Regions from separate parts of the Mus musculus genome. Here all the other regions are linked to region 3. Evidence: chromatin loops called from intact Hi-C (ENCODE). Cell type or tissue: gastrocnemius. All regions are shown on one strand.

The links. A loop is a pair of places that touch in the nucleus more often than their neighbours do. Peaks named below come from ENCODE experiments on the same cell type or tissue, not always from the same donor. Only the 100,000 strongest peaks of a DNase experiment are listed, where the experiment ranks them.
Region 1: a loop joins it to region 3, with 2.1 times the contacts of the local background. A loop is called at or near these places in 20 of 42 quality-filtered maps.
Region 2: it touches region 3 in a loop (13-fold over the local background); 31 of 42 quality-filtered maps call a loop at or near these places.

The regions. Positions count from the first base shown.
Region 1 is chr17:25,402,765-25,410,764 of GRCm38, reverse strand. All of the region lies in intron 2 of Cacna1h (calcium channel, voltage-dependent, T type, alpha 1H subunit), which reads left to right. Among named protein-coding and RNA genes, the nearest start is that of Gm33617, 19 kb to the right of the region's middle. In gastrocnemius, no CTCF peak of the experiment used is centred here; DNase peaks (open chromatin) are centred at 4,046 and 4,527; H3K4me3 peaks cover 286 bases; H3K27ac peaks cover 2,004 bases.
Region 2 is chr17:25,472,525-25,480,524 of GRCm38, reverse strand. It overlaps Tekt4 (tektin 4), which reads right to left. Exons shown (of 6, transcript NM_027951.1): 2 at 6,719-6,789; 3 at 6,266-6,409; 4 at 5,663-5,885; 5 at 4,812-4,966; 6 at 3,931-4,203. The coding sequence ends at 3,987. Among named protein-coding and RNA genes, the nearest start is that of Tekt4, 4.9 kb to the right of the region's middle. In gastrocnemius, CTCF peaks have their summits at 5,671 and 6,025 (motif pointing left); DNase peaks (open chromatin) are centred at 4,002, 4,406, 5,681 and 6,023; H3K4me3 peaks cover 594 bases.
Region 3 is chr17:25,694,293-25,702,292 of GRCm38, reverse strand. No RefSeq gene overlaps it. Among named protein-coding and RNA genes, the nearest start is that of Gm22645, 4.1 kb to the right of the region's middle. In gastrocnemius, CTCF peaks have their summits at 982 (motif pointing right) and 3,650 (motif pointing right); a DNase peak (open chromatin) is centred at 3,651.

The sequences.
Region 1 (8,000 bases), 290 kb after region 3:
CTGTGCATACATGTCCAGATATGCCTCTTGTGGGTGGTGCCCCTAAAGTGTGATCCATTTAAACTAAGGATGATATAAATCCCTACTGACTGTAAGACTCTTCCTCATGTCGTCATCCCACTATTGGAGGAAGCTCTGGGGTGCTCTGAGGAGACCCAGTAGGCTCCTCATTCCTAAGCTCTGTTTATGTGTTTGTACTGTAAGGCCTCTATGTAGGATGATAGCTTGGGCCCATAGAGCCCTGCACTGATCCTGTCACAGAGCTGCAGCCATTAGTGCTGTCCACAAGTGGCCTCAAGGCTCCCTCCCCTCACTGCTTACACTTGGAGCTTTATCTGACATCCGCTTGCCTATCAGGAGTTTGTCCTTCACAGTCCCCTGCACCGAGCTTGATCAAGGCCAGCCTCTGTGAGCTCGCCCTTGGGTCCGTGGACCTGGAGCATACCCCTGACATCCAGTAGGTACTCCTGGTGGGTGGATTTTCCCACTCAGTGACGGACAGAGCAACAGAGGAATTTGGTCCTTTCCCAGGACAGACTTCCCGAGATGGGCTTTTTGAGGCTGAGTAGAGTTTACCTCAACAGAGAGAGAAGTGGCATCGCTGAGTATACTGGCTGCCACCAGACTCAGGTCAGCCATGATCCGTATCCCCCGACTAGGCCCCCAGCATGACCATCCGCCCCACCCCTAGAGTTCTACCGGCTCTGCCTGACCCTATGGCCCCAGGCTGCAACATTTCTAGGCCAAGGTGGGATCTGGGGTTAGGAGGTGGGGTGAGCTTAGCCTCTTGGGCTTCCTCTCCAGTCGTGTGGATGAGCCCTGTACGTAAGGCTCCAGCACACTGCTTCCCACTTCTCTGTAAATTGGCTGGCATAATGGCTCAGCTGGGTTCTGGGCTTAAAGAATTTCATCCCATTAAACAAAAATACCATGCGGTTTGAAATATTTGTGCTGGAGCCGCCCTGACTATTCCTCAGGCGAGCCACATGGAGCTGTAATTAGTGCCTGGCGGGTAGCCACCAGTGACTTTTGGGGTGCAAGCCTGTGGCCTAGCTGTGATTGTCTGTGTTGTTTCTATGTTGTCCTACCCTGCGCATGAGTTTGGCTGTTCCCTAGCCTAAGCAAGTTAGTCTGGGCCTAGAAGGATCTGTCCCTGCAGGGTGTGGCAGATGCATATTTTCTGAGCACAAGGGCTGTCTCTGGGGCAGTGGGCAGAGAGTGACAGTCACTGATGGGTGCTCGGCTAGGCCCATCAGTGACCTGGCAGATGAGATACCCTGAATATCAGTTTTCCCACCAGAACAGGTTATATCTACAGAGCCTGTCACATAAATGCTATGACAGAGGTTATAAGTCCAAAGATGTCAGGCTGTGTGTATGGTGTCTACTTCCTGGGTCCCCACACCACCGTCCTCACATGATCTGTGCCCCATGTCCACATGTCCTGGAGCTAGCCCGTATCCTTATTCTACCTGATAGGGACTGGCCTTCCAAGGTTAACTGACCGTTAGCCATGGACTGAGTGCCTGTTTCCCCTTAAATTCCACTGTAACATCCCAGGAGTATATTAGAATGAGAAACTGGGGCCTTTGTGGGTTGTGTTATCTGATCTGTGGTGATCAGATATGGTTATGAGGGTAAGGGTCCTCAGAGTCACCTGTGTACAAGATCTCTGCCATTTATGGACACAGGAGCCAGCTGCCTGTGGCCCAAAACCTTCCCTGTTACACCGTGATCTTGGTTCCCAGCCTCCAGACTAAAACATATGTTGTGTGAAAGTTCCCAGTACCAGCAAGTCCCACTCCCTCCCCATTCCACTTTGTGTCACACTGGGCCTGGGTATGCCTGGAGCTGGGACTCCTCCATATCATGACCTTCACCCACCACGGGGTCACAGCTGAAACAGATGTATGGGCCATCCTGGCCCAACCAACTTGGCACCTGGGCAGTGGCTTCCCAGAGGGGCAAGAGCAGGACTTATGGTTCTGACCTTTGGGGCAGAGCCTCTGAGACCATAGTATATAGATGCCATGCTGGGGCTGATGCCCAGGTAGCAGGATGCCTGGTCCCAGGGATGAAGCAACAGCCTTGGGAAACCAAGGTCCAGCAGGCTTCACTTTGAAATCAGATTTTCCGGGGGCGGGGCGGGGGGGCGGGTCTGGACCATCTTTTTTTAAATGTCACCACTATTAATAACGTGGCTGCTGATGGAGGGAAGACAGGGACAAGGCCAAAGCCAGTAGGTCATTCACAGCCTGAGCCACCTTTGGGATATAGGCCAGGCCCTGTGTAGGTGTAAGGAAGCTGTGTGAGGCTTGGGGACCTGTGGTAAGGGTCAGCCTAGATGAGGCCTGCTCAGGGCAGGGCTTCCCCGAAGGACCACAGGGGAGGTGCCCAGAGATGACAGAAATGGGGGGCAGGTTTCACCTGGCTTTGTGTGTGTCTCAACAGAGATGAAGAAACTGTCTGGCAACCTGTCAGACAGATGCAGGCAGGAGGATGAGTTGCCTTTTTTTTTTTTTTTTTTTTTTTTTTTTTTTTTTTTTTTTTTTTTTTTACAGGAGGCTCCAAGAGTCAGGGGGATTCCAGAACCCTGTGTGGACAGGGGGCCTGACAGGGAGGGAGGGGCTGGACAGCCTCGAACAGCATAGATTCAGTGTCTTCCAGCATCCAACTAGGTTTAGGGTTCCTCGGGAGGGAAGGTGCCAAACTCACCACCAGTACCTGGAACTCGAAGGTTCTAGATACTGTCCACTAGGGGGGAGGGGGGTAAGGCCTCCCTCTATACAGAGCTCCCAGTAGCCTAGCAGCTCCAGGAGGCTCTGCCTCACTAACATACCAAAATCTGGGATCTTATACATCGGTGCCCACACATTGTAGCCAGGGAGTCCCAGGCACAGAGGGCTTTTGAGCTGGGCAGACTGGCAGGATCTGTGACCATAGCAGCTGCCCTCCACCCTGCTAGAAAAGTACAGTTATTGAAGTGTTATCCACTATCCCCCAGTGCTTCTAGGGCTTCAGGGGGTAGATGGTAGGGTTAGGATGGACTTGGGGCTCAGGGAGAGGTAGAGCAATGTCTCTGAGGGTGTGGGAGCGGAAAAACTAGAGAGGGGTTTGCGCCAGGCTGGGAGAGCAGGCTGGTGGTAGGCATTGCTGTGAGGTTTCCCTTTTAAATAAATACCCGGTTGCCAGGCAACAGTGGTGGGGATAGCCAGGCTTTGCATAGATGGATTGGGGGTGGGGGTCAAGGACCCAGTTGGAACACAGCCTGCAGCAGGGTTCCTGGTTTCCCATGGATGCCAGCCATCATGCCACAAGGTGCCCTGTCTGTCCCCTTTCCTAGTATGCCTGGGATCCCAGCTCCCATGTCAGTACAAATTTGTGTTTGCAGCAGTCGACACACACATCTCAGATCACAAGTGTAGGCTGGGTTTTCTCACTAAGGTGGAGATGGTAGTGTCTCTAGTAGTATGTAGAAAAGAGAAGGGGCCCAGCCACATGGACTGGGGAGCCGAGGCCCACCCAGAGAGGCTGCTGCCTGCCCCTAGCCTGCAGAGGAGTTGAGCACCTGAGCACTGGTCCACTCAGCCTTTCCATCTCTTGAGGGACAGATAAAGTCTACAGATAGAGGGCAACCTGTGTGATGAGCATACAGTGGGGACATGAGAGAGGCGTGACTCAGGGGGCCTTGCTGGCAATAATGTGACTGGTAGTGACTCCTCCCAGTATAACTTTCTTCATCCTCAATGGGCACTATGAGGAGCTGGTTAAGGCAGCAGAGATACAGGAAGGAGGCCAAATCCTGGATAGGGCAGCCTAGGCAGAAAGGGGCAAAACTGCATAGTGAAGAGAGAGACCCCGTGACCCTTCCCTTGAGTTTCTTCCCAGCCTCCAGGCCCAGGCACCATAGGATCCCACAGGACTACAGTAGGCAGTCCTGGGTCCCACAGAAGGGCCCTGCTCTGTGCTCTCCCAGGCCGGCCCCTATCCATACTACCTAGCCATGGAGAACAGAAGCCACATGGGGGCTCCTTCCAGATGGGCTCACCACAGTTCTGCAGAAAGGAGCCAGACCCTGGGGGTGGGGGGAGGGGTGGGGGAGGGGAAGAATACCAGGCCATGTTCCCATGGAAGGAGTGTCCAATCCCCTTGGGTCACTAATTTGAGCTTCAGGCAGCTGTGCAGCGAGGCCCAGGCAGTTATTTCTGGCCCAGAGAATTCCAGCAGAGAGGTCCCTGAGAGCCCATCCTGTGGACCAGCCGTCCTCCTCCCCAGTAAGTCACCTGGCTCAGTTTTTGTCTACTGTCCATCCTTCCTTTCCAGGACCACTGGAGAAGGTTGTTCAGGATGCTCTTGGGGAATCCCACTGGGCAGAGGTCAAGCCAGGCCCTCTTGCCTCCTCCCGGGATTACACTGGTAGTCCTGAGTGGAGCAGCTGGTGGGGAGGGGCTGTCACTATGATTGGTCCTCAGTGAGGACTAACCGGGAGAGTCTGGAAAATGTGAGAAGCAGGGGCTCCCCTTCCAAGCAGCACCCCATGGTGTTCTGGGGGTGGGGCGGGGTGTGCATGCTGCCACCAAGTGGCTGGCAGAGTCTGGGTGAGGTTTCTCGCCCACACAGCCTGCCTTCCTGCAGGCACAGGGACTAGAGGGGTGGGATCAGGCACTTTTCCACTCAATTATCCCTTGAAAAGATCCCGAATCAAGCTCTTTATTAAGAGCTAAGCAGAGACATTAGCGCACTTTCTAATTAGCATGGCTTTAAAAACTGCACAATTAGAGCCATTGGCATGTATTCAGCGGGGCTCCACGATGTCAGTCTCTGCGGATAGGGGGGCTTGGCCTGGGAAGACCTGGGGTCCTGCCCCCTTTGAAGACCTCATAGGGTGTGTTTACAATGCACTCCAAGTGCCCCTGTTGTGTGTGTTTGAGACATGTACAGTACACTGGATCAGATAGTAGTTTACACGTGGGTACACGTCTGGTATCCAAGCCAGGCTCTGGGTGCCCCGCTGTAGAGCCTGCCCCTGCGGCTGACCAGGCACACACTTTATCTAGGGCCAGAGCAATGAGCTAGGGGGGTGGTGCTGCCGTACATGACCCAGGCTATGGGGACCAGCTCACCGCAGTTGTTAATCAGGGACAGGGAAGCAGAGTGCCTCACAGGGTTGGGGGAGGATGAGGATGAAATAGAATGTTCTGGCAGCTAGAGCTGAGTATTCCCAGTGACCTGGCCTCCCCGTTTGAGGGGCTAGAGTGGGGAGTGGCTCCCACACCCTGGCCTCAGGAGGAAGTATTCTCCCACAGACAGCCTGCCCCCCCCCCTTCCCCTGGGTGACCCTGAGCAGAGCAGGCAGCTGGAGAACAAACAGCTCCATGTTTGGTCGGCTGCCCTCACTCCCCACCCCCACCCCCCACCCCCACCCCCAGCTCAGCCCAGCCTGCCGTGAGTCACGCAGGCCTAGGCCCAGGCTCCCAGGCCATGTTCCCTGGGCCTGGCCATGGGGGTGGGGATAAAGGAAAAAGGTCTCAAAGAATGGGAATGGAGAGCAGGAAGCAGGTTGACTAGGCATTGGGGGGCGGAGGGGGCGGGTTAGAGAGGTGGTGAGGGGAGGACATGGCCAAGATTCCCCCCACCCCAAGATCCTGAGCTTTGGACAGAGGGGATGCATCGCATCAACTACCCTGCACCTGTTCCCTCCAGCCTACCTGAAGTGGGGGTGGGGGTGGGGGGGACAAACCCTGAACCTGGTGGAGCTAGCGTGTGGTGCCACTGCCTGTGGCAGTACTGAGCCCTGAGCATCTGGCGACAAACCACTTGTCTCAGCTCTGGATGCCTCCTGTACTGATGGAAGGAGAGCCGAGAGATTGAGACCCAGGTGACCTTAGGTAACAGCTGCGCATCCCCCCCACCCCCCACCCCCGTCCTAGGAGGGACCTAGGCGGAGGTACAGCTGGTCCTGTGGTAGCTGGAACAAATGCGCACACACTCAACGGTCCACTTCTGGAAAGCTCTGGGTCGGACCAGCTGGCCCAAGTACAGGGGTCTAATGAGGGGTGGGGGTGGAGTAGGACACACTGAGTTCCTCAAGGAGGGACAGGGGAAAGGAAGCTGCCACCCATGCCTGTGTTTCTTGTGTGGGATCACTCCGATGACCCCAACAGGACTGACTGCCTTGTCCTGACCCCTCCTGTCATCCCTATCTTTCCCAAATCCCAGACCTGAAAAGGATATTCACATACATTCCCCCATCTTGAGACCAGTGGTACAATGCAGGAATGGGTAGCCGAGCTGGGCCAGGTCTGATGGAAACCTTTGGAAATGGAGCTGGGCTGGGGATCCCCTCTGCCTTTGCCCTAATTGGGTCTCCAGGTTCCTCCTCACCTTATTATCAGCCTGTTGGCATGGCAACAGCCTCAGGGAAGAAAGAGAAACCTCCTTCAATCATCACATCCTGCAGAGTGAGTGCTCCGCCCCTGAGACCTGACGGGAGACCAGGACAAATGCCTACAGAGAGCTCCCTGGGCACTGACCTGTGAGAAAGGCTTGGGATTTCCACCACCTCTTCCTGGGGAACAAGGAAGGCATGCAGACCCAGAGGGCTGGGGGGCTGGCTTTGTTTGCAGTAGGTCGTGGGTAGCAATGTCAGACTGGAGGATATGGCCATACCCAGGTGTCTGCAGGCCCCCTGTGCATTTCAGGCATCCCCAGGGAAAGGAATAACAGGCTCCACCTACCCTGACTTGTGAAGTCGCTAGAATATCTTGTCCAGCGTTGGGGTTCCCTCCAGGGTTACAGTTGATCTCAGCCACAGAGCTCCATCCTGCCCATCTGGAGGGAGCCAATCCAAGGTGTGGGTCACCCTGTCATGAGGGAGCACGTAAGGATGGAGAGACCCCTTATCCCCTGCAGTGGAGTCATGTTCTACTTAGTGGTGACCTACCTGCCCTTCCGAGCATCTTCCCAGAGCCTTCTGATTTGAACAGACACCAGAGACACCTCTGCTGAGCTTGCATGAAGGAATCTGTGCCTCAGTAGAGGCTCCTAACAGTCACTCGCTGAGGCTCCATTCATTATAACTTACAGGGACACTGAGAGGGCCACCCTACAGGCTAGAGAGGTCATCGTGGGGAGTAGCAGGGGACTGGATCCTTGGAGCAGCCAGGACAAAATGGGAGTTGAGTATTGCTTTCCCAGGCTAGGCTACACAGAGCTCTGGCTTGGATTATGTGGCCAGGGCACTAGGAAGCCATGGCAGCGTGTTGAGCTGCTGCCGTGTTTTAGAGGCAGCTTAGATGGATTGAGGGGTGGTGTCGTAGCAGGAGCAAGGACAGATCTGGGGCCTCTCGGAGGGATGTTTCTGGGTCACAATGGACTGTGAGACATGACACTATGGGGGCCCAGTTATTTGGGGCTGAGGATGGGAACTAAGAGTTTGAGGAGTGAGCCATGCTATAGACTAGTCCCTGGCCTTGAGGGGCAGCCCAAGGAGAACAAGGAAGGAAAAGGCTAGGGTTGTGGGACCTCAGAGCTGGAGACCTCAGCCAGGTAAAGGTACATCGGTGTGAAGTGTGTCATCTCTTACTGGATGGTTTCTGTCTTCCTTTGGAGAATCCTGAAATCTTCAGACACCTTGCCCCAGACATGCCCAGTGCCATAGAGTGAGCACCATAGGTAACCTAGTACAGCAGTGCCTGAGGGACCAACCTATACAATCACATCCAGACCACATGAGCCAACCACCTGGGCTGTGCCTGGTGGAGGCCACTAAGCACGGAGCATGTAACCCCTCACACAACCCTGGAGTAGGAAGACTGGGCCAGGTTCACTGGACTGGCAGCCCGGGGCAGATGTGCCTCTGTACTCTGTTTCTTATTATCTCTTTGCCCTGGTAATTCATGACCTGGCTCCTGGAAAGGCCTAGGTAAGAGCTCCTTGCTATCTGCCAACCAGAGGTTGCTCAGCCTTTGGTTTAGGGAGCCCAGTACTCCTAGTTCAAG
Region 2 (8,000 bases), 220 kb after region 3:
TTCCAGGAGTTGAAGGCTAGGGAGCAGTATGGGGTTTTCAAGTCTCTATCTGCTGGGGCGTGGGGGGCAGGGCTGTCTCTCTGGTCAGGGGACAGACGTATGTGTCTATGGATGCTGAGCAGAGGGGTCAGCATTCAGGGTGACTCAGTGAACAGGACATCGAGTCTCAGGCCAGAAATAGCTCTGGCTGAGAGCAGCCACCAGCATCACCGTGACGACAGGGTGTCATGGCCCCCAGCGGTAGATGTCCTGCTGTGCCAGGGAAAAACTATGCACACGCTTTGCCGTCCCTTGCCCAGAAGCCTGCAAAGGTTTGCTCTCTATGGTACAGCACTGGGAGCCTGGAAGCTTGTGCCAGAGAGGGCAGCTGGGGTGCCCAGGCATCAGAGACTTAGCAACTTAACACTCTATGAATAACACCCTCCCCCTCCCCCCATAGAGGTGATCAGTAGTCCAGGAAGGTGATGGGGTAACTTAGCAGAGATAACTTGGTGAGCATCAGAAGTTTGTCCAGGCCCCCAGTTCAGGGCATGGACTAAGTGACAGGAGGAGGGGCCTGAGGCCACGTGCACAAAGACAGACCCCACAGCAGCCAGTTCAAGGCAGAATGGGTAATAGGTCCATAGTTAGAGCCATAGGATCAATTCTTGGTTTCCAAGAGAGTGACCATGTGGTCCAGACAGGTGGCTCACTAGGCAAGGAGACCTGTGTGGTTGGAGGGAAGCTGAGGGGCAACCCAGGTAAGGCAGGGCAGCCTGTATCCAGGCTCAGCCATTCAGTGTTCTAGATGGAACACAGGGTTGACTCTGAGACACTGGGGTCCCTTGATGGTCACATGGGGCTGGGGAAGCTGGCCATGGCCCTTTCTTTCCACTTCTCCTCCAACAGGTCATGCCCGCCTGCTATGGAATCCTCTCCTTCAGCCATAACAGTTCTTAGCATTGCCAACAGAGAAGCTGTGAACGCTTATGTGTGACCCTCACGATCGGAGCTGCTGACTTTCCTCATCAAAGGAGAGGGTGGGAGGGTTCCACACTCCTCAACAGTGACCTCAGCCCTTCCTTCCTACCCCTTCGTGTCAGCTGTGTGCAGTCTCAGTGGCTCAGGAGATGTTAGAGTATATAGAACATCAGGGTTACCTCGGGGATGGAGTGGTGTGAGGTGGCAGCTGTGCAGGGGTGAGATGGTTCAGTGATGCAGCTGTTGGGGTGAGGGTGTGCCCACGTGGCTGTAAGTAACCCCTCACCCATGTTCTGTAGGTAAAGCCATTTAACATACTCATTGCCTTGACAAGCTAGAACTGGGTGGATCCATACTTTGGTCTGTGGTTAGTGCCCTATACAGGGGTGGGGGGGAAGCAGCAGAGAGAGGGTGGGGTGGGGAGAGGAGAGAAAGTGTCCTCCAAACCCCCAGGAAAAGTTCAAGCAATCCAACACTTGTCCCATAGACATCCCTGGACAGCACAGCCCTTGGGAGAGCACCTGTGTTTCCTCTTTCAACTTTAAACCATGGACCCAGATGGGGCAGATGGCGTTACATGGCAGTCTCCTTAGCTTGGACATGACCACTGCTATCTTGAATCACTCAGCCTGAGACTCTTGAGATCCAGCCTATGGGCTGACTCTCGGAGGGGGAAGTCTCAGAGGTCCTCATGGCAAACTGCCGTCCTCCAGAGGAGGTAGAGCTTGGCTGGGGTGGTGTTGGAGGAATCTTTGGGTTTTTGAGAGCTATCCATGCTGCTGGTGGGACACTTTAGTGGTGCAGTTGCCCATAAGCTGCCCAAGGAAACTCCAGATGGTATACCTGCCTTAGGGTACCGACAGGTACCCACAAGTAATACGGTAAATTCCCCAGCTCACTAAGCTGGACTTGGCCGGACCCCTTTCTTTGGTCTGTCAGTGCCTGCACCTAGCTGGACTGACTAGAGTCTTCTCATGAAAGGTCATGTGGCAGAAGGACATCCCAAGGCAGACAGACGACCCTCCTGCTTGCTGTGGTAGCTTGGAATCCTTGCTCTGTTATCTCCCTATGCCTGGGACATGGAGTCAGAGGGGTTCTCCTGGAGTAAGCTACAGGGATCTCTAGCAAAGAAATGGCTGCTTGTGTCTGGATGGTCTCACAGTGGCAGCAGCTTCCTCATTACCTTGTGGTCACCAGCTTCACCTGAAGAAATCAGACCCTAGGGGTAAGGCTCACTTGCATGGCCCAGGTGTCTGAGGCCACAGGTGGGGGGTTTAATCTCCTAGCTCTTTGGGGTGTGAGCATGAGGGGCCAGAGGCCCTCCTCACCTTGCTTTCTCCAGTTATAAAATGGCAGGGCCCACCGTGGTGGGGTAACACATGGCATACTTAAAAGAGTGACCAGCTGCCCTGCCTTCAAGTCTGTGCACCATCCCACTGCTAGACCACCATCCTTGGGGAGTCAGAGGCAGCCTGCCTGCTCTGCTGATGGGAGCAAACAGAATGGCCTCGATGGAGACTGAGAGGCCGCCTCACCTCTCAATCATCCAGGAAGCTCAGATTGATCCTCTTCCTGGATGGTTTCTACTTCCCTGGGAGAGGCCAGGGGCAAGTGGGCAGCTCGAGTGCCCTTCAGCCTCTGCTCCTAGCCTCTCACCTATAAGGTATCGGGGTGCAGGCCCACAGGTGTCATGTACCCCTAAACCTATCCTATGGCAGCAGTACCCGGGGCACATTTTTAACGGCACCCCAAAGAGCAGGCACAGCTTTCTGGCTGTCGCTGTGGTGACCAACAACAGTAACAAGTGGCATGGTTTCCGTGGTGACATGTCCTCTGAATAGTGTAATGAAGGGAGGACCCGATGTCTCACCCACCCCTGACTGCAGGGGCTGAAGAGAAAGGATAAAGGCTACGGCAACGAAGGCCCGGGACTGGGGTTGTCTGGCAGGTAGGTGCTGGTGGCAGGGTCCTAGGCTGACCTTTCTGTCTGAACTGGGCCACTCTTTCAGGGACCACACATCTTCTCAGGAAGCTGATAAGAGCCCACTGCATACACATCCTCCCAAGGGAACCAAGGACAATGTGTCCAGGGAATTGAAGAGCCTGATCCAGGTAAACTCCAGAGTAGATGAGAAACCACCCCATCAGCCCAATATGGTTACATTCTCCCCTGGTCCAGAACTAGCACCGTGGTGTCTGCTGTGAAATCCAGGCTGCCACCTCCAGGAAGCCCTGTCTGTCCTCAATTGTCCCCACACAGCTGTCCCACATCCCTCTCCAGGCTTTGATTTCCAGGAACACTCTGATGTCTGTAAAACCCACCTCTCCAGATGTTGACCTGCAAGGAGCATGGGGACACGTGGCAATTTCCCCTGGAGCAGATATCACCAGACAGGGGAGCAGGGGCCAGAATGGGGTCTGGTGTCTATCTATGTGTGGGTAGCTTGTGGTGGTGGCGGCATATAACTCCCCTCCCTTCCCCCAACAGTCCAGGACAAGAAACAAGTCCCCCTACCCCTGAGTCACAGTCACAGGGTTTAACGCCCCTCCTGGCTCCATCCTGGGAGCCCTGGACAGTGAGCAGTGCTGAGTTTGGGGGGGGGGAGTAGTTGGGTGTGATTGGGGTGGGGTTCTGCCTGGATAATTTCTCTGAGTGGGGCTGACTGCAGGAGAGCCATTGTCATCAAAGGGAGGTGAGCCAAGCCTCAGGCCTGGGAGATAAAAGGGAGAGAGAACAATGCACTATGCCCAACAGACACACAAGTCCCTCGAACTGCTGGTGACATAGGAGAAACCAGGCTTGGTGGGGCTCTAAGTGGGGCTGTGGGGGAGTACCTGGCCTCACCTGGACAGACCATTTCCCCTGAAGTGTGGAAGATGATAGGCTCTTGGACAAAGCCTGGCTGTGTCAGTTCTGAAATACCTGTCCAACCGAAAGCCTCTTCACCCTGCCCCACGCCACTCTAGGCGGAAAACTAAAGAGCTCTTTATTTGAATGAAGCAGTGAGGCCAGGTGCCAGCCCCAGTCACTGGTAGCCAGCCAGCTGGAGGACACTGGGGTAGCGGTTGCGGTGGGTCATACACTTCTGGCGGTCGATAAAGAGGCTGTTGGTCTTGACTGCGATGTCCTTCTCCAGACTCATGCGTGAATCCTCCAGGTTCCGCAGTGCCTGCTCCGCATCCTGAAGCTTCTCCTTTAACGCTCTGAGGGACATGTTCAACTCCTCCACCTCGCTCAGCAACCTGCAAGGAAAGGAACAGTAAGCTGGGGGAGAGACAAAGGAAAGGGCAGTGACGCTACAGAGGATCCCAACAGGCTTACACAGACTCCACCAAAGTGGCAAATGTTGCAAAAATTCCTGGGAACTTGCATGGGTTAAAAAGGCCCTCGTTTCTAGTCCAAAGAGGGCCTCCCTCAGCTGCGCTGAAGCAGGGAAAGGGAGTCTTGAAACACTGCCACCTTGTGGCGAAAATAAGCAATGGCATCCTGAAAACTGATTTATAGAACAAAATTACGGTAGAGGAAGAAGGAAGAAGACAGACGCTTATGCTTAGAAGGGCATACTGGAATTGCCCTGCCAGGCTTCCCTGCCCTGTGGCCTCATGAATCTTAGGTTTCCAGACTCTAGGCTTCTTCCAGGAAGGCAAAGCATCCCAGAGTGTTGCACAGGATCCTGTGCTGTTTCTGACACTCAAAACCCCTCCAGAGCCCTCCCCACAAGCACTATGTCTGCTCATATGTAGGACTGATCCTGCAGGAGGGGCTCATGGTAGCCTCAAGTACTGAGTAAGACTAAAGGGCCTCAAGGATGACCCCAGCCTTCCAGGGCTGCTCAAACAGCAAGCAGTACCTGAACTGGGCATTGTCCCGGCACAACTCCACATTGGGCCGGTGTGACCGCTGGTAAAGGCGAGTCTGGGCCACACGCAGAGGGGCCTCCTTGTCCTTGATGGCCTGCTTCAAGGCTGCAATCTGGTGTTCCTGGTCTGTGATCTCCGTCAGGGTCTGTAAGGGCAGTATGTGAACCTGAGGCTGCCTCAAATTCTGGAGCAAACAGGGCACCTGCCTATCCTAACCCAGCATGTGGGATGGGCTAAACCAGTTGCCCTTAGTCTCCCAGCCTTGACAAGACACTCTGAGTCCTCCGCCTGTGTCCAGGGGCAGCCCTGTACAAGGCTCTCAGCGGGTCTCATGAGTCGGGGCAGTCTGTTTGCTCTCTAATGCTGGCTACAAAAGTCAGGTCTTAGAGGCTAGATAGGCCACAACGGGAATTTAGAAGCAGGACCCCAAAACCACTCTCTGCTCCCATACTATCTTCTTCCCAACCCCATAGCACACAGCTCCTGCTGGTCAGCAGTGGAGGTGCCAGAAGATCACTCCCCAAAACTGCTTTTACATCAAATCAGAGAATCTACAGAAGTGTATGGATGTCTGCTTCAGGGTGAGCTGGTCACAGAAGGACTCTTGAAGCCAAGTGGTGACTTAAGCAAAGTGGATAGCAACCCTGGTCCCTGTGGATAAGGGAACCCAAGTCCTAGGCAAGGGATGGGCGTGGCTTGAGTGGGGTCCGAGCACGAGAAGGAGACATGCACAGATGTGAGTAGGTGTATCCTAAGCATGGGATGGGCTCGCTGGTAGGCGTGTCCTGATGTGCTCAAACAAGTGGGCGTGTCCAAAGGCGGGCGAGCCCTGCGCTCCCACCTTTCGAAGGTGGTACTGCAGCTTCTGGAGTGAGTCGTCCAGCTCTTGGCAGCGGCTTGAGAAAGCCGAGTTCACTGCATCGCACTGTAGCCGCAGGTCCTCGGCCGTATCCCGCAAGATGCAGTCAATTAACTTCCGCAGGTTAACCGAGGCTAGCCGCTCGCGCTCGGCTCGAAGCAGGTTGTCGTGATTGAACTTGGCCCACGTCTCGGGCGTGGAAGCACTGAGGGTGGAAGTTGCGGCCTGGTCAGGGTGTAGTCACACAGAGACTCCCGCACTGTCAGCGATCCCCAGTGTACCCCGGATTCCTCCCTCACACCGATATACCGAGGTTCTCCCATGCCTCTAGAGATCCTTTGCTTGCCCTCTACTGGTCACGAGCAGAAACGCTTTCCAGGCCACCCACAGGGCACTAGCCCTGTGTGAATTGTGGGTGCCAGGCACTTGAGTAAGGGGCTTTCCAGTTAGTCCACCCCAACAGCAGACAGAGGTTCCCCAGGAGAGCTGGGCCAGGTTCTCGTGGGGGCAGGAGTCCTTCCTCAGATTTTGGAAGTAGAGCGGAGAGTGGCAGGGACAAACGGGTTACAGAGCCTAGAATCCTACCTCTCCTCGAACTTGCTGGAATGCGGATAGAACTGCACCTGGGTGCTCTCATTGGTGTAGCGGGAGCAGGTATCGTCAATGTTGTAGACTTCCACTTTGTCCGACCAGTTCATCTCACACGACTCCTTATGCTCCCTGTTCAGCCTGGAGGGCATGAGGGGGGGGGGCGGGGTTTAGGGCTCACTGTGTGCCAGGGAGCCCTGGGAAGCAGGCCCCATTTCAGCTCCAGTTTGTGCTCAGACAGCCTTCCATGGCCAGCAGTGCCCAGGTTCCAGAGCAAAAGTGGAGATGGTTGTATTCGCTGAGCAGAGCCTGCATTCCACTAGCTAAGATTTGGAAGCCTTCTGACCTCTCAGCCACAGTGTCAGGTCCCTACCTGTCCTGCCTCCACCTCAGACCAGCCTTGGGGACAGAGTCCAGCCCTCGGGTCCCTCAGGGGCTGCTGTGACCCACCGTATCTGGTCCACGGCTTGTCCTATCGTCCTCTTCAGGAGTTCCTGGATGTTCCTGATCAGCTCGGTTTCCTGGAAATGAGACCGGTCCTCTCTGAGCAACCCTGCTCAGAGACTCGGGGACTCAGCAGGAGCCAAGGTATGGACCTCACCAGCATTGACTTTTTGCCTTAATCTCTGTCCCCCCTCCACCCCCAGAAAAAGGTTCAGCCCTTGTGTGCGACGTTCACTCCGGGTAGTGTTAGCATGTTGCAAGTGAGTGTCTCCTCTAAAGGGTATCTTTTTGCTGTTGGGTCACCTAAGACAGCTGTCCAGACTCTGGGATCATCCCCAAAACTCCCACAGTTTCCTGAGGAGCATACCAGCCTTATATCGAGCTCTATACTGCCTCTGAGGAACTCAAGCCCACGGGACATCAGATGCCCTCTGTCTGCCCACTTCCCACCAAGAATAGGTAGGAAACTCTAAGTTTCCTTTAACCCCAACATTTTCTGGGTGCCAGGATTATCTTGTGCTCAAACCCACCTGGGCCATGATCTCCAGTGTCCAGTGTCCTCGGTCCCTCTCCCATCTCTGCACCCACTGGCCGAAGTGGGCAAGGCCTAGGGGTAGGACAGGAGTTCTCTGGGGCCCCAGCCTGGCGGTTTATTCCCCAGCTCCATCATTCATCCTTGCCCATGGGCCTGAGGCTACCACAGGAGGCGCCAGCTCTGAGGAATTCCCAGTTGTGTGGCACCCAGGCTGAGTGGCCCCATAATCACACAAGACTCCCCAAAGCAAGCTGCGCTGGGGTTTGAGGGAAAGGTACCCGATGAAGGGAGGGGGACGTGGCAGGGTTTGTTTTCGGTTCAGTTTGGGTTTTGGTGTTTGTTTAAGAGTCTCATATGTAGTCCAGGCTGGCCTGGAGCTCGTGTTCCTTCCTCAGTTTCCCTGACACTGGGATTATAGTGTATACTAGGAGAACATTGAAGCTCAGGCTCTGGGGTTCTGGGGCTCTGGGGAGAGAGAGCAGATGCCATGGGCATCCACAAGCCCTCCATACATGCAACACTGGCTGGCCCGGCTTTCTACCCTGAACACCAATAGCACTGCAAGGGGCATGCATGGTGGTACGGGGGAGCCTTTGGCTTAGCCAAAAACAAAACAACCTCAGCCAGAAGAATGTGGCGCACGCCTTTAATCCCAGCACTTGGGAGGCAGAGGCAGGTAAATCTCCTAGTTTGAGGCCAGCTTTGGTCTACAGAGTGAGTTCCAGGACAGACAGAGATACACTGAGAAATCCT
Region 3 (8,000 bases):
GAAACCTTTAGAGTAGCCTCTGCCAGGTACAACTGTGAATCCAAAGCAGTATTACATCCTCTGGAGGGAACATTTTGGACTCTATATTGATAGGCAGCCATTGTTAGTCTAGCTGGACCACAGCCTTTAAGTCATTCTAATATATCCATTCTATAAGTTCTGTTCCTCTAGAGAACGTGACTAATTTATATAGTGTGTGTTTGTAATCCGAGTACTGGGGAGGGAGAGTCAGGTGGATCCCTGGAGCCGACTGGCTGCTCAGTCTAGCCTACTCGGGGACCCTCAGGTCCTAGAGTCTGTCTCCAAAACTAAAGCAGCTGGCTCCTGAGGAACAACACCCAAGTTGATGCCTAGCCTCCACACACATGCATGTACACCCACACGTATGTACCTGTGCATGCATGCTGTACACACACATGCAAAATAAACAGATAAATGATATTAGTGTACACAACACTGTTGGATTAGAGGTTTCATGGTTCAGAATGGGATTTTTCTGTTGTTCAGAAGTTGTAGATAATGCTCAAATATAAAAACAGAATGTAGCCAGGCGAGGTGGCACACGCCTTTAATCCCAGCACTTGGGAGGCAGAGGCAGGTGAATTTCTGAGTTCGAGGCCAGCCTGGTCTACAGAGTGAGTTCCAGGACAGCCAGGGCTACACAGAGAAACCCTGTCTCAAAAAACCCTAAAAAAACCCAGAATGTACCGACCCCTCGTAGAACCTAAGGCAAGCCTTGATGAGCCATGGGAGGTCAGGGCCAGGTGCCTTTGGTTCTATAAAGATGGTGATGAAAGGCTGGTAGTCCTGAATCCTTCTGTAAGAGTTCCCACAGCGGGGCTCAGAGTTTGTGCATATGGGGCTCACAAAAACCCTCTTTCTTTCTTCCCCTCCCTCCCTCCCTCTTTCTTTCAGATTTATTTATTATGTACATAGTATCTGCCTGCACATGTGCCTGCATGCCAGAAGAGGGCGCCAGATCTCATTATAGATGGTCGTGAGACACCATGTGGTTGCTGGGAATTGAACTCAGTTCGTGTTCTCAACCTCTGAGCCATCTCTCCAGCCCAAGAAACTTGTTTCTGAGAGTGTCCGCAAGTGCTACAGGCTGGTTCCATCCTCAGGTGGTTCCTGAAATGGGGATACTCTCTGTGTCACGAGAATGAGTCCAGAAGCGGTGAAGGGAGGCAGCGGGGCTACACTGGGGGTTCAGCCTCAGGCACTGGTAGTAAACTTGTGTGCTGGCTAGTTTTATGTCAACTTGACATACACTAGAATCATGGGAGAAGAGGGAACCTCAAATGAGAAGATGCCTCCATAAGACTGGGTTGTAGCTAAGCCTATGGCGTGCTTTCTTAATTAGTGATTAATGTTGGAGGGCCCAGCCCATTGTGGTGGTGCCATCTCTGGGCTGGTGATCCTGGGGTGCATAAGAAAGCAGACTGAACTAGCCATGAAAAGCAATACAGTAAGCAGCACCCTTACTGGTCTCTGCAGCAACTCCTGCCTCCGAGTTCCTGTCCTGACTTCCTTCCAAGGTGAACCCTGCTGTGGAAATGTAAGAGAATGTAATGAGAATGTAAGAGACCTCTTTCCTCCCAAGCTGCTTTTGGTTATAATGTTCAGTCACAACAGTAGAAATCCCGACTAAGACAAACTGCCTGTCTACATCACCAGCCTCCATTCCTCCAGATTGGGGCTTTTGTGGGTGTAGTGATTTAAAAGGAGAACATGTTTGTTTGGGTGCATGATTTCAGAAGTTTCTGTCTAGTCATTTGCACCATTGCTGTGGGCTTGTGTTGAGGCAGAGGATCACGATATGGAACACGTGGTGGAGTGAGCAGCAGAGGACCATGGTGGGGAGCACAGTTGGGAGCACGTGGTGGAGTGAGCTGCCGAGGACCATGGTCGGGAGCACTATGGAGCACGCGGTGGAGTGAGCTGCAGAAGACCATGGTGGGGAGCACACTGAGGAGCACGTGATGGAGTGAGCTGCCGAGGATCATGTTCGGGAGCACAGTGGGGAGCACGTGGTGGAGTGAGCTGCCGAGGACCATGGTCAGGAACACAGTTGGGAGCACGTGGTGGAGTGAGCTGCAGAAGACCATGGTGGGGAGCACAGTTGGGAACACGTGGTGGAGTGAGCTGCAGAAGACCATGGTGGGGAGCACAGTGGGGAGCACGTGATGGAGTGAGCTGCCGAGGATCATGGTCGGGAGCACAGTGGGGAGCACGTGGTGGAGTGAGCTGCCGAGGACCATGGTCTGGAGCACAGTTGGGAGCACGTGGTGGAGTGAGCTGCCGAGGACCATGGTCGGGAGCACAGTGGGGAGCACGTGGTGGAGTGAGCTGCCGAGGACCATGGTCGGGAGCACAGTGGGGAGCACGTGGTGGAGTGAGCTGCCGAGGACCATGGTCAGGAACACCGTTGGGAGCACGTGGTGGAGTGAGCTACCCAAGAAGCAGAGAGAAAGAATACATGCTGTGGAATCAGATATACCCTTTAAAGTCACACATTTAGTGATCCACTTCCTGTACTGAGGCCCCTTTCAAGAATGCCATCAAATTACAAATCCTTGAAAGCATTAAGGGTCAGAGCCCTCACAATTCAGTTGCTCCCTCAAAAACTCTACCTCTGGACGTTGCACTGGGGACAATATCTTCAAAAGCTGAGCCTTTGGACGGGGGTGGGGTGAGGTGGGGTGGGGGATGTACTGCATATCCAAACTGAACTAGCCCAGGTCATCTGCTGTTGATCTAGCAACACCTTGAGGTTGATCTAAGGTAATCTTCAACTGTCTCTACCTGAGATCCCACTCCACTTAGCCCAGAAGACACAGAAAAGAATAATCAAATATACCCTGACATTGGAGGCAGCCATACTTGAGGATAGCCCTCATGCCAGCACATGGGTAATTTCCAGCCAAGGAGAAAGGTGAAGGCAACCTTGAAACATTGTGTTTTCAAGTCCCAGGGAGGTATAGGGGCAAGAGCATCTAAGACACAGCAGCAGGCACACACTCGCAATGAGACTGTCTCTGATTTCCACATTGCCATAGGTTTGAGAGTAGGAGATGAGTAAAGCTGACCACAGTGGGGGAGATGAGAAGGATGGACCAAAGATGTGGAAAGAAGAGATGCTCTACATGGGCAAGATGCCCAGAGCTGGTGCCGGTGCAAGGGCCGGAGAGGGGAGAAGCACAAGGAGCTAATACATGATGAGAAGAGATATGAGGATATGCTGGAAAAAACTGTAGACACCAAACAGCCCCAGACCTGTCAGAGAAGTCTCAGAGAGGCAGACCATCCAGAAAGACCCCCAAAGCAAGAAATAAGCACACAGAATGGAGACACCCACAGTTCTACCATTGGGATCGACAATGGCTCTTACATGGGTGGTTCTGTTCCTAAGGAACTCCGTTCAGCCTGAAGATTCCGCATCAGAGGACGGCTGGAGGCATCTTCTGGTGGAGACACGGAGGCTGCTTAGGATCCCGTGGCATAGAAGGGGAAGTCACATTGGAAGACCAGCTTTAGGTACTGGCAGTGCCCAGTGGATACCTTGCTGTGCAGCTGGTGTGGTCTCTGACCTAGGGGCTGGTGTTTGAATCTCTTTGATGACCCAGGCTCTGTACTCGTTTGCATTTACCATGGCCACTAGATGGCGCTTCAGACCCATTGATTAACACTCCCAGTTCCGAATGCTCTGGAAGCCTTATAGTGTGGTCCTACGCCTCACAAAGTCTGGTCTCAGGACTCCTTCATAATCCTAAAACTTGTGAATGTTTGACATGTGGGTAGTTTTGGTGAGTATTCAGTCTATTAGAAATGGAAAGGAATGTTTTTAAAATATCTCTTTAAAATAGCAACTTGGACAGTAGCATAACATTCTAACAAAAACAGTGATGTTTACTTAAAAGCTTCTCTGGGAAACGGGCCACACTTGGTTTGTATAGAACTTTTTCTCTTTGCTTCTCTGTAGTCATGAAACTTCTGGAACATTCCATTAACACCCTCAAGGACAGAGACTACCTGTTCTTTCTGGGCCTCTGGAAGATCTTCCTGAAAGGTCTCTGCGACAGCCAGGCACAACTGAGAATTGACGTCAGAGATCCTTCCTGCGTGCCTGGCAATAAGCTTGTGCCCCCCCTCACAAGCCCCCACTTTTTAACATGTTTTATTTTTGTTTGTGTGCTTGTTTACATTTTAAATCTGTGTGTGTGTGTGTGTGTGTGTGTGTGTGTGTGTGTGTGTGTGCACGAGCGCTCGCGCACCTGGATAAAGTTAGATGTACATGCATGCAGGTGCCTAAGGAGGCCAGAAGACAGCATCAGTTTTCCCGGAGCTAAAGTTGTGAGCCAACTGAGGTGGGCATGGGAAACTGAACTTGGGTCCTCTGGAAGAGCGGTAAGAGTTTAACCACTAAACTACCTCCCCGGCCTATCGTCTCAGTCCTCTTGGTTGAGGACAGAGGGGTAGGATGTTACTAAATATTCCTTGGGTGAGACTAGCTTAGAGAATTCTGTTTGTAATCAGCATGGCTGCAAGCGAGCATACTTGGCCCCTCCTCTTCCTCCTTCTCTTCTTCCTCCTCCTCCTCCTCCTCCTCTACTTTCTTTGTATTGTTTTTGTTCAGTTTTGCATTTTTCCAAACAGGGTTTCTCTGTGTAGTCCTTGTTGTTCTAGAACTCACTCTGTAGACCTGGCTGGCTTTGAACTCAGAGATCACCTGCCTCTGTCTACTGAGTGCTGGGATTAAAGGTGTGTTTGCTCATTCTCTGTCTTGCAGAGCCCAGGTCTTTGGACCCCAGGATACGGTGCCAGAAAACTCCTTAGAGGCATCTGTAGGTAGGGGCCCAGTTGGGAGCTCTGTCCTTGGCTCCCCGGGACTCAACCAGCCCATAACAAGAGATTGTCTTTCCATGTTGTGGTATGGACAGTCTGTGCTGGTATGATGATAGAGAATCCTGTTGCTCAGGAAAGAATTAAAAGCTGGCATTAGCAAGACCTTGGGTAACATCCCTAACACCAAAAAATTAATAGTCCCCTGTGCTGGGGATGAACTCAGGGTCTTGCTTGTGCAATAAAGGCATTTACCAGAGAATGGCAGCTCCAGCCTTAGAGGACTCCTCCTCCCTCCTCCTTTTCTTCCTCCTCTTCTTCCTCCTCTTCCTCCTTTCCTCCTCTTTCCTTCTCTTCTTCTTCCTCCTTAACAGCATCTGATTTACAGAAAACTTGGGTTAGCTATTCAGGTTCAATGTTGCTCTCCTGTTTCTTGCTGGAGTGATTGGACCCTGACCCTGGGCATCTTTATAAGCTACGTGGGTTCCTCGTCACATCCCCTCAGATGCTATCCAGTGCCATTCCTCCACCTCAGGTCCCACCCAGGACACCGCTCAACTGTCAGTAATCAAGCTCCTGCAGGGCTTCTCTTGAGGAGGACCCCAGCAGGTTTTGTCAGGTTTCTCTCTGGATTCAGGGACCCTTTGCCCTCCCCTATTGAGAACCGGAAGGTTCTTGTTTCCAGAGGGGAGGGGGATGGGAGGAGAGCTGAGCAGCCCCAGCATGGGCTGAGGGAGGAGTGGAGCCCTCAGGAGAGTGAAGCAACAGAAGTGATATAGAAAGTAACTCCATCCGTACCACACAGACTGTGTGCCCTTTGCTCTGAGTGGAGCAGGAAGCCAGGTGGCTGTTCAAAACTGTGTGGCCTTGGATTTCTCCTGTGACTGTCCTACAGGAGTTAAGACTCAGCTTAGGTGCTCATGTCCTCAGTTTTGAGCTCCAGGGAAGAAGCCCAGTGTCTCCTCCCCTCCACACCTGTTCCTCATTTTTTGGTCCATGTGGCAGGCCAGCTGTTGTGTCTGCCTGGCTGGCTGTGCTAGGCTGTGGCACAGAGAAACAAGACCCCTGGAGCCCTGGGCTATCCAGGGCATCAAGTCCTTGGGACACAATCCTCATTTGACCTCTGTCCCACTGGTTGGACTGGCACCCTCCCCTTCTTCCTTCTTTTTCTTTTTTTTTTTTAAGATTTATTCATTTATTATATGTAAGTACACTGCAGCTGTCTTCAGACACTCCAGAAGAGGGAGTCAGATCTTGTTACAAGATGGTTGTGAGCCACCACGTGGTTGCTGGGATTTGAACTCCAGACCTTTGGAAAAGCAGTCGGGTGCTCTTACCCACTGAGCCATCTCACCAGCCCCCTTCTTTCTTTTCTTAATTAAAAAAAATTAAAAAGTGTGTGTGTGTGTGTGTGTGTGTGTGAGTGATCTCCTGGATCTGAAGTTTCATGCAGTTTTGAACCACTCACATGGGTGCTGGGAATCGAACTCAGGTCCTCTGCAAGAGTTTTTATACACTGAGCCGTATCTCCAGCCTTATTTATGTATTTATTTACTCCCAAACAAGATTTTTACTGAGCTCATTGTTAGGTTTATTTGACATTGTGAAGACCAGCACAAGAGAACGCATTGTCCACTGCCCAGTGTCTTCCAGAGGGGACATTCTTTAGAATTGGACTTAGGGTGTTTTTGTGGCTGTGGGCCACCCTTCTGTGTTTGTGTATAGATGTCTGCAGAGTGAACACTGGCCACGTCAGCCTCATTTAGATCACGGTAGTGTTCTGGGGGTTCAGCTCGTATCCTCAGAATTCCTTTATTAGAAAATCAGAGAAGTTGTTGGATATGGTGATGCACATTTGTGATGTGAGTCTGGCACTTGAGGCTGAGGCAGGAGGACATCTGTGAGTCTGGCACTTGAGGCTGAGGCAGGAGGATGCTGACTCAGACTATTCTGGGTATTCATACCAAGACCCTGTCTCAAAACAAACAAACAAACAAACAAACAAACAAACAAACACATGCACATTTCACAATCAATCATCAATCAATCAATTTGATAAAAACCACACCAAGCCCGGAGCCAGTGAGCCAGCTCAGTGTGTGAGCATTTGCTGCCAAGGCTAATGACCTGAGTTTGATCCCTGGGACACACAAGGCAGGGCTTTGTTGTGCTTTCAAAAGTTGTGCTCTGGACTCCACACATACCTGTGCACACCCCTGTCATACACACACAGTAAATGTAATTAAAAACAACAAGCAAACAAACCAAAACAAGAAAACCAAGCCACCATCACCAACAGAGAGCAGGATGTATCTATCTGTAACTCCACCAGCACTGGAGAGATGGAGGCAAAAGGATCAAAGTTCAAGGTCATCCTCAGCTACATAGCAAGGTAGAGGGTAGCCTGGGCTACTTGATCCAATCTCTCTCAAACAAAACGAAGAAAACCAAGAACAACAAACCTCAAAGATTAAAACCCCCCAAGCAGCCCTCCCCCCATTTGAAGGAATATCATCGACTGGGTGTATTCTGCATTTTTCTTTACTTATCATTAAGCTCTCTCTTTGGTAATGAAGTATGTGGGCTTTCTGAGTTCCTCAGAGCAGCCTGGTCTCCAGGCATCTTGGCTTAGTGAGGAGGAGGGGTTTGGAGTCCCCAGGAGAGCTGGACAACAGGAGTGACATAGAAAGCTACTTCCAGGGGGCTGGAGAGATGGCTCAGTGGTTAAGAGCACCGACTGCTCTCCCAAAGGTCCTGAGTTCAAATCCCAGCAACCACATGGTGGCTCATAACCATCTTAATGAAATCTGATGCCATCTTCTGGAGTGTCTGAAGACAGCTACAGTATACTTACATATAATAAACAAACAAACATATAAATAAGTAAATAGAAAGAAAGGAAGAAAGGAAGAAAGAAAGAAAGCTACTTCCCATCTCAGAGTCTGTGTCCCATTTGCTCCAAGGAGGGCAGGAGGCCAGGTGATGCTCAACACTGGCTGGCCTTAGACTCCTCCTGTGACTGTCTCAAGGGAGCAGAGACCCTGTCCAGGCGTGTGTGTGTGTGTGTGTGTGTGTGTGTGTGTGTGTGTGTGTGTGCGCGCGCGCGCGCGTACACTCAGCTTTTTGCTCCAGCTTGTCCCTAGTGCTCCCGTGTAGTG